Regions from separate parts of the Homo sapiens genome. Here region 1 is linked to region 2. The links are chromatin loops, found by intact Hi-C in ENCODE. Cell type or tissue: right lobe of liver. All regions are shown on one strand. Each heading gives the region's core, and the rest is flanking DNA. Links, peaks and the distances in the headings are about the cores only.

The links. Hi-C counts contacts between places; a loop is a spot of excess contacts. Peaks named below come from ENCODE experiments on the same cell type or tissue, not always from the same donor. Only the 100,000 strongest peaks of a DNase experiment are listed, where the experiment ranks them.
Region 1: it touches region 2 in a loop (5-fold over the local background); 3 of 110 quality-filtered maps call a loop at or near these places.

The regions. Positions count from the first base shown.
Region 1 is chr22:45,783,887-45,788,287 of GRCh38, reverse strand. All of the region lies in intron 9 of ATXN10 (ataxin 10), which reads right to left. Among named protein-coding and RNA genes, the nearest start is that of MIR4762, 26 kb to the right of the region's middle. RefSeq lists a silencer at 2,531-2,580. In right lobe of liver, for the core only: no CTCF peak of the experiment used is centred there; a DNase peak (open chromatin) is centred at 2,617; H3K27ac peaks cover 1,184 bases.
Region 2 is chr22:45,665,271-45,669,671 of GRCh38, reverse strand. No RefSeq gene overlaps it. Among named protein-coding and RNA genes, the nearest start is that of ATXN10, 4.4 kb to the left of the region's middle. In right lobe of liver, for the core only: no CTCF peak of the experiment used is centred there; no DNase peak of the experiment used is centred there; H3K4me3 peaks cover 301 bases; H3K27ac peaks cover 372 bases.

The sequences.
Region 1 (4,401 bases), core at 197-4,196, 120 kb before region 2:
TTGGGCATATTTCGCGGGAGGCACTTAGAGACGAGACACCTAAGTAAACATTACCAGTTATATATTATCCATCTCTTATACATTGAAAATGTGAGCAGTTATGTCCCCTAGTGTGGAGCCCCAGGGACATGTCTGGGCTCAACAGGCATTCTGCTGTCATCTGCATACAAATGGCCCTTAAATCTTGGGCACTGGAAATCTCCTAAAGCGGGTAGATGGAGACAGCAAAGGGCTCAGGACATAAAGGTCTCAGGAGAGAAATCCTGGTGCTCCTTGTATAACCTTGGGATCAGCACCAAGTATTACTCAACCAAAAGATTTGAGTAATCCCACACTAAATATTGTAGGCAAATGTAAACACTCATTCCTGATAGATTAATTTGTAAATGATATGAATATTTTTGTTCCTGGAAAAAGATCATCAGTAACTGAAATTGCACAAGATTTTCTTTAAAAGTTACAGTGATCATCAAATTATTTGCCCGCTGATTGTTTTTCAGGGTAACTTCTTTCAGAAATGTATTTCCAAACTGCGGGCTGTGAAATATGCAAATGTCCTACTGTGTTCTGTTAAAATTATACAGGAATAACACACAGACAAACATATAGACCTCACTAAACTGAATTAAATTATTTTAATTCCAACTGACTATTCTGTCCAAAGCTGGGATATGGGAAGAGCCACCAAAGTATTGATGAGAACGTTCAACTCAAGACGACTGGACAGCATTCCTTCCCATACAGTAAGTCTACTGAGTACCGAAGGTCAAAAGAAGCAAATGCCAGGCTTGGGAACTGGAGGCTAGAAGGTGGGAAGGAAACTGCCAGGGCACTCGGCATTTCCTGGGCCCTCCTGTCTCCCTAGTGCCTTGAGGGAAAAGGGGCCAGGAGGCAGATCAAGACACAGCGGTAGACGGAAAAAGGTCCGAACTCCAGTTTTGGAGTCAATGAGAATTAGAGTCCATTTCAGCTAGAGGATCGTCACCCTCAAATCTCACTGCAGCCCAGCTGAACACTCTAGGGTCTGACCCTTCTTTCAGGAGCCAAGCCCCAACCCTGAGATGGGGACAGATCCTATCCATGAAAATTCTCTGTGTTTTTCAATGCACATATATTAAATACTTATACTTAATTTGTTAAAAAATGAAGATCATCTTTATATATACAGTATTTTAGATCTTTCCATACAATAAAAATTATTTGAAAATGTGATTTTCTAATAGTATATTCTATTCAGTCACTATAACCTACCATAATTTACTGAACATTTCAGGACATTTGCATCATGACTAAATTTTCACCAACAATGCAATGAGCATCCATATAGACAATTTTTTTTAACCTCATCACTGATTATTTCCTTTGGAGAAATTCCGAAAAGAATTACTGGACAAAAACAAAACAAAACCATCTTTGAGTGTCTTTGAGACATACTGTTAAAATGCCTCCCAGGAGGGTTCTCCCAATTCATACCACCCCTAGAACTGTCCGTGCTTCCCTTTTAATTACTGATGCTGCAGATTTTTAAAGTTGCTTTTTTGATAGGTAAAAAATGTTCTTTGGGGCTTTCCTTTGCCATAAAGGAAGGCTGAGCATTCCTCCAGCTGCCTACATTTTATAAATTAAGATTTTATGAGATAAAGGCATTTAATAGTACAAGTTTTGCTGACCAGCTGAGATGTGCCCGCAGCATTGCACTTGGAGTGGGTACGAGACCTAAGTAAGGAAGAACCAACAATCCTTCCGACCAGGGAGCAATGCCCTGGCAGGAAGGGTGATAAAGTGCGGGCTGCACTGGCGCCCAGCTTCGCACACAAGGACTGCACCACTGCACGGGGCCTCAGTGGCCACACGGGAACACAGTGAGGCCGAGAATGTCAGAGACTGCATCCCATAAACTAACCCTGCTCCCCATGACACCTCCAAAAAGAAAGGAATCCAGAGAGAATGATACTACAGTTCTATGGCAAAACTCAATAGGGTAAAGTAGTGAGTAGCATTCTCCAAGCTTTTGTGACAAAATAAAGATGCTTTTCAAGAATAGTAATGGCAGAGGCTCTTAAAGTACCCGGAAGTACAAAACACAATGTGATTAATACAAATATTCTCTGAGTTCAACTACCAAATTCCAGAAAAATTAGCAACTATCTTTTCTTTAGCAAACATTCACATCTGAATTTAGTGCAATTTTCTCATGAATTATTCAACTAGCAGATAAAATCTTTGTTTAAATAATGAATGAAATTAGCTGATTTTTAAGAAGCTAGCTATATTTCTGATTACAAGATGAAAAAAAAATTTGGTGAATGAATGTTGAATCACTGCATAGCTACAAAATTTGTCTGCTTTGTCCAAAACAACCAGAAACCTTAGAGCTAGATGTCAGAAAGGTATTTTCAACTGATTTGGAATGCAAAATATCTTCCCACGTTTGGTCCAGGAGGACGTGGCTCAGAGGCTGCCAAGTATACCCCTCCTGCAGGACGGTGCAGACCCCTTTGCACAGGACTGTCTCTGACTCTCAGCCTCGCGGCTTCCTCAGACTTCCACAGAACAAGAGGTAATGGCAAGAAGGCAGGGACAGGACCCAGGAGCACTGAGTTAAGCCTGGCGCTGCCACCTGCTCAGCCATGTGAACTTAGGTGAGTCATTCTGGCCTCATGAAAAACAGGCCAAAAAGCTCTACTGCAAACAGAAGGTGTCATTCTAGTAAACGGTAAGAAAACAGAACGTCTTACACAATACCTGGCTTCTAGAAAGTGCTCAATAAAATGCGAGAATTTAATATCATCTTTTATTTGTACTTCTACTTAGGGCATTTTTGTTGCATTCTTTATAAAGAACTTTAAACTAGCTGAATCATAAGAAAAAAAGTAGAAGCACAGTGTTAGTTTTCCATTACTGTCATTTCTTTAAGACAGTTTAATTAGGCAAAATGTCAAAAGCTGGCCAGTGAAGTATTTAAAGAGCTAGATGAAAGATCCCCATTTTTAAGCAGAAGCAGGAGAAAATATGAATCAAGAAGTGAATTTATCTCTAATGTACTTGAGTGCACATTACTTAAAACTCCACTCCATTTAGTAGCCTCCCGAAAGTACCACAAGACATGACTTGAGAGAGCAACAATACCAGAAAGGGATGGGTAAACCATGGCAGCAGCAGAGAAAACAAAGCAGCTCTGAAAAGCTGTTTCGGCACATCTGTGCTAACACGCACAGCTACATTTAGAACAAAAATAACCCATACAGCAAGTTTTTAAAAATATGCATTCTGCCTCTGCTACTTGGGGTGCAATCCCCACCCATAATGCATCATCTACAATGTCATACTTCAGTGCCTGAACAAACAGAATTCTGTCATGAACACATTCAGTCTTTAATTTTTAACTCATGGACAGAATCTCAATTGCTTGTTGTATTATGATAAGCTCCTTGCCATCAATAAATAATGCCCTGGAAACTGTTGATCAGCTTGCCCACGGTGTTTAAAAAATAAAAAAATAAAGGCTTGCTGGGAGCTCAAGTGTCCAGCCCGTGCTGGGAATCTGCCACACAGCAGCCCTCAGAATGACTATCTGGAATGTGTAAGAATAGCCATGAGGTCAATTTGGGCCCTGCTCTAAGCTGTGTGTCCTCTGGGCACAGGGAGGGGGTCGACAGGCGAGCCCACAGGAAGCCAGCCTCCTGTCCCTTCTCCCGTGCCTGCCATCCACACCTCCTGACAGCCTAGCACAGACCTCCAAGGCAAGACATGTGGAAGCCCCACTGTTACCTGAGGCAGACTGTGCAATGTGACACTCGGGGTGCAGATTACAATTAGGGGACTATGTCTTACGAATCAAGATCATATGTCTTAGAAGCTGTGTTAGCTCTGCTTGAAAATGGGAAATAGGCGAGGGAAAGGAAACGTGCCAAGTATCCTACTATATTACAAATCTCTTCCATGCAAATATTTGGTATTCCTAATGGTTTTGCAAGGTAGAAAATAATGTTCCAAGATGACAGATAAAGAAAATGAAATCTGTAAGGGTTAATTTGTTCACAGTCATGGAGCTTAATGAGTGGCAAAGCCCAGATCTGCCTAATTTAAAAATGTACATTTTTTTTTAAAAATTGTACCACACAAATTGCAGGTAACTATTTCTGGTTTTCAGAAAAGAGAGAATGGCTGAAATAATATTAAATGTGCTGGAAAACCTCAAAGTGTGCAAATGAAGAGTGATGAGGATTAAGAAGGGGAGAGGGAGGGCCAGTGACACAGACCTGGCCTGCTGTAGGACAGGGGACGGCCTGCAAAGCAGTCAGGGACAAATGCGGGTAGTGGGCCGCCAGCCTCAGCAGACCTAGGAAGACATCTCAAGTGCCAAACTCTCACCAGCCTTGACCTACAGGAAAGAAGTCT
Region 2 (4,401 bases), core at 124-4,123:
AGAGTAAAAGCCAAGTTCTTCCAATAGAAAAGCCCCTAAATGACCTGCCTCCTCCTTCGCCATCACCTCCAGCCCCTGTGGGCTCTAATCACATCTACTAGCCTCTTCCTCTTCCATTGTGCTTCAGCCATACTGACCTCCTTATTGTCCTCTGTCTATTTAAAAGGAATAAGCTGAGGTAAAATCAATATAAAGAGTTTATTTGGGCCAACGTGAGCATTGCAGTCCAGGACACACATCCAAGTTGCCTTGGGGAGTGCTCTGGAGAACGAAAGAGAAGCTCAACTTTTTAAAGAAAAAAGGACGAATCAGGAGAGAGGGTGATTTAAAAGGTTGTTTGTCATGAATTCTCATTGGTTTAAGAAATAATGTTGGTTAATGATTGGCTGTACAATGTTGAACTATAGATTGTATGCCATTGTGTAGCTAGTTGACATCAGTTCGTCTAGAGGCCAAATAGAATGTGGCTTCAAGAGGTAATTAGGCCAGGCATGGTGGCTCATGCCTGTAGTCTCAGTGCTTTGGGTGGCTGAGGCAGGAGGATTGCTTGAGCCCAGGAGTCTGAGACCAGCCTGCACAACATAGTGTGAGACCCCCCATCTCTACGAAAAAATTTTTAAAAAATTAGGCATGGTGGTACATGGCAATAGTCCCAGCTACTCCAGAGGCTGAAATGGGAGGATTCATTGAGCCTAGGAGTTGAAGGCCTCAGTGAGCTATTACCACACCACTGCAGTCCAGCCTGGGTAATAGAGAGAGACCCTGTCTTTAAAAAATAGTAATAATTCCTTTTGAAAAGAGGTAAGTATTCAGCTCAAGGAGGAGAGACATGATTGGTGTTTCATTCCAATGCTTCTCTAGGCCCGATCATTTAAAGGAGATCATATTCCTCAGATAAAGTTTTGTTTTTCCTTTTTTTTTTTTAAATCCCATAACTCCACCAGGAAAAGAACTCTCCTGCCTTAGGAGTTTGTATATGCTGGTGTTTTTGTTTTTGTTTTTGTATAGAACAACTCCTCACAAACATCTCCATGACTTGCTTCCTTATTTCCTTCAACTACCTGTTCAAATGATCTTTTAACAACCTTCCTGATCAATCTATTTAAAATTGTAACAGGCTACCCAAATTCCTGATCCCCAGGAATTTTCCGCATAGCACTTAATACTTGATATATAACTTACTTTTCTATTTTGTTTATTGTTGCTTATCTATTTCACTTACTACTAGAATGTAAGCTCTACAAGGGTAGAGATTTTTGTCTCTTTTGGTTATTTTTGTATCTCCAGCCCAGCACCTAGAAAAAGACCTACTATGTGGTAATTGCTCAATAAAAGTTGAATTAATGAACAAAGAATCTTTTTAACTATATCAGCAGAGGCCGGACGCGGTGGCTCATGCCTGCTTACGGTTGTAATCCCAGCACTTTGGGAGGCGGAGGCAGGCAGATCGCCTGAGGTCAGCAGTTTGAGACCAGCCTGGCCAACATGGTGAAACCCCCATCTCTACTAAAAATACAGAAAAAAATTAGCCAGGCATGGTGGCAGGCACCTGTAATCCCAGCTACTCAGGACGCTGAGGCAGGAGAATCACTTGAGCCTGGGAGGCAGAGGTTGCAGTGAGCTGAGAGCACGCCATTACACTCCAGCCTGGGTGACAGAGCAAGACTCCATCTCTAAATAAATAAATAAATAAATATACATATATATATATATATATATATATATCTGCAGAAAGGAGAAAGGAGATAGCATGCCTCTAGAAGAAGTGCAATAATCCAAAAAGTACAGAAAAGGAGGCTGATGGAAAAAGAAGAAAAATTATAAGGGAAAAGATTAAAACAGAGAGATTAACAGGACAGACAAAAAGTAGAAATACGCATAAGAGAAACGAAAGGAAATTAAACTGGTCAAACAGTGGATGTTATTGACTGCCCAAAATCGACTAGAGGATTTCAACCTTGACTGAATTGACAGAACCAAGTTAATATTTCACTAGGGCTAAATGACATTGTTAATGTTATATAGCTGTTTGACTTAGACAAACCAGATGAACATGCCACCATGTTGATGTACGTGAATTCGACTTCAAATGAAATTTGTGATATAAATTTGTACCTTGAGCCCACTGCAGAAGAATTGAATCAGCAATGACTCAGTAATCAAGAAGGAAGTAAATACAAAGAAAAGAAAAGGAAGGAAGGCAAAAAAGAAAATCAGAGAAGAAAGTAGATGAGGTGCAAGGCAAAAACAGATTTGGACCAAAGTGCATATGATTTTGGCAAGGAAAAGAAAGAGGAAGTAAGTGAATACTGGTAAAGAGAATAGAAGATGAGGCCGGGTGCGGTGGCTCACACCTGTAATCCCAGCACTTTCGGAGGCCAGGGCGGGTGGATCATGAGGTCAGGAGATCGAGACCATCCTGGCTAACAAGGTGAAACCCGTCTTTACTAAAAATACAAAAAATTAGCCAGGCATGGTGGTGGGCACCTGTAGTCCCAGCTACTCGGGAGGCTGAGGCAGGAGAACGGTGTGTACCTGGGAGGCGGAGCTTGCAGTGAGCTGAGATCACACCACTGCACTCCAGCCTGGACAACAGAGCGAGACTCTGTCTCAAAAAAAAAAAAAAAAAAAGAGAGACTGAGTAGAAGATAAGTGACAAGTGGATAGAAAAATGTGTGCTTCTGCTGGCTTTTCTGTTGGAAACATCCTTCTTAGCATCTCTGCCTACGATGCTCTTGCTAGAAAGCTTTTGTCATATATCACCAACTCCACAAGATCTCATGTGTTCTTCAGAAGAATCTCTGGTCAGCCTGTGCCTCTCTTTTGGCACTGACTTTCCATAGTCAGCCTGTGCTATAGATGTGTGTTTATGCCCTCCTCTTCCACATCTGAGGTCCCTCAAGGCAGGGATTTTCTCATCTTCATCCCAGCCCTGTGCTTAGAAGCAATGCTATCAATATCTGTTGAATGGAAAACTCTGGAGATTGAGAAAAAGGAGAAAAAAATAACAGAGTAGTGTACTTGTTCAGAGCAGGGATTGGCACACTATCACCTATGAGCCAAACTCTTCCCGCCACCTATTTTCGTAAATAAAATTGTGTTAGAAACTGTCATAGTCATTCATTTACATATTCTCTGTGGCTATTTTGGCACTAAAGTGGCAGAATTGACTTGTTGCTACAGAGACTGTATGGCCTCCAAAGCCTAAAATATTAACTATATGGTTCTTTTTAGAAAAGGTTTGCCAACTTCTGGTAAAGAACATGAGCTCTGGAGTCAGACAGACCTGGGTGATGTGAATCCCTCTTTTATCTCTTAGCACCTGAACTTGGACAAGTAACCATCTCTTTAAGCCTTTTTTTTTTCATTTGTAAAATGGAATAGTAATAGCACCTATTTAATTAAATTGTTGGGAAGATTTGATGATAGTCAATTCAGAGTCTGTCATATATTTAGCTTAGTTCAATACGTGTTAACAGCGAACTGTGTGGTGTAAAAGTGAGAAAGTAGAAAGAACGAAGTGGGCAAGGAGATCAAAAGCTGTTAGGTAGTTGGGCAAATGAGAAACAGTAGGAAACACGTAGGAAATCGTGAGTACGGTCAAGATATAATTGGTAATAAGTGACTGACAATAGACTACCGGTATTTGAGGTGATGATTCTGATGTTAGTAATAGTTGCCTTGTGGGGATCAATTATTTTTATGTAATTTGTAAAGTTATTAAGCTATTCCTTATGATTGTTACCAATCCATTTTACATTTTATTTTTCATATTTCAATTTAACCAGAAGATTTGAGCATCTATCATGGACTATATTAGAACCTAGTCTTATGAAGATGAATAATATAATACCTTAGTCATGAATAACCTCTGAGTCTATTAAAGGAAAACAGAAATATATACTGATAAGATAGCATAATAAATCATGTCAGAAAAAAGATGTATAAAGAGCTAAGAAGCTGGAGAGATGAAGAAATACAACTAGAGAAACCATGTAAGCTGAATCTTAAATAATTGTATGAGCACTAGACAAACAAAGGTGGAAATACATTCCAGAAAATGAAGCACCAAAATATAGCCTCAAACCAGCTGACTTTATATATGGTTCTACCAAACATGGAGAAAAGATGTAATCCCTGCCTTATACAAGAAGCTTCATAAAACAGAAAAAGCTTCACTTCTGGTAATGTCACGCCAAGTTATTTAAAGCTATCCTCTGAATGAGAAAAACTTTTATTTTAAACCCAAATGAAATATTTCAAAAACCTCTTTGTCACCTGGTTGATCCAAGGAACCAAAACACCTGAATTGGGATTAAGACAGACCCAGAATGGTGGCACATTTAGACACATGACAGAAGCAAATGAAAACCATCTTTGGAAGAATGTGCCATCCTAAGC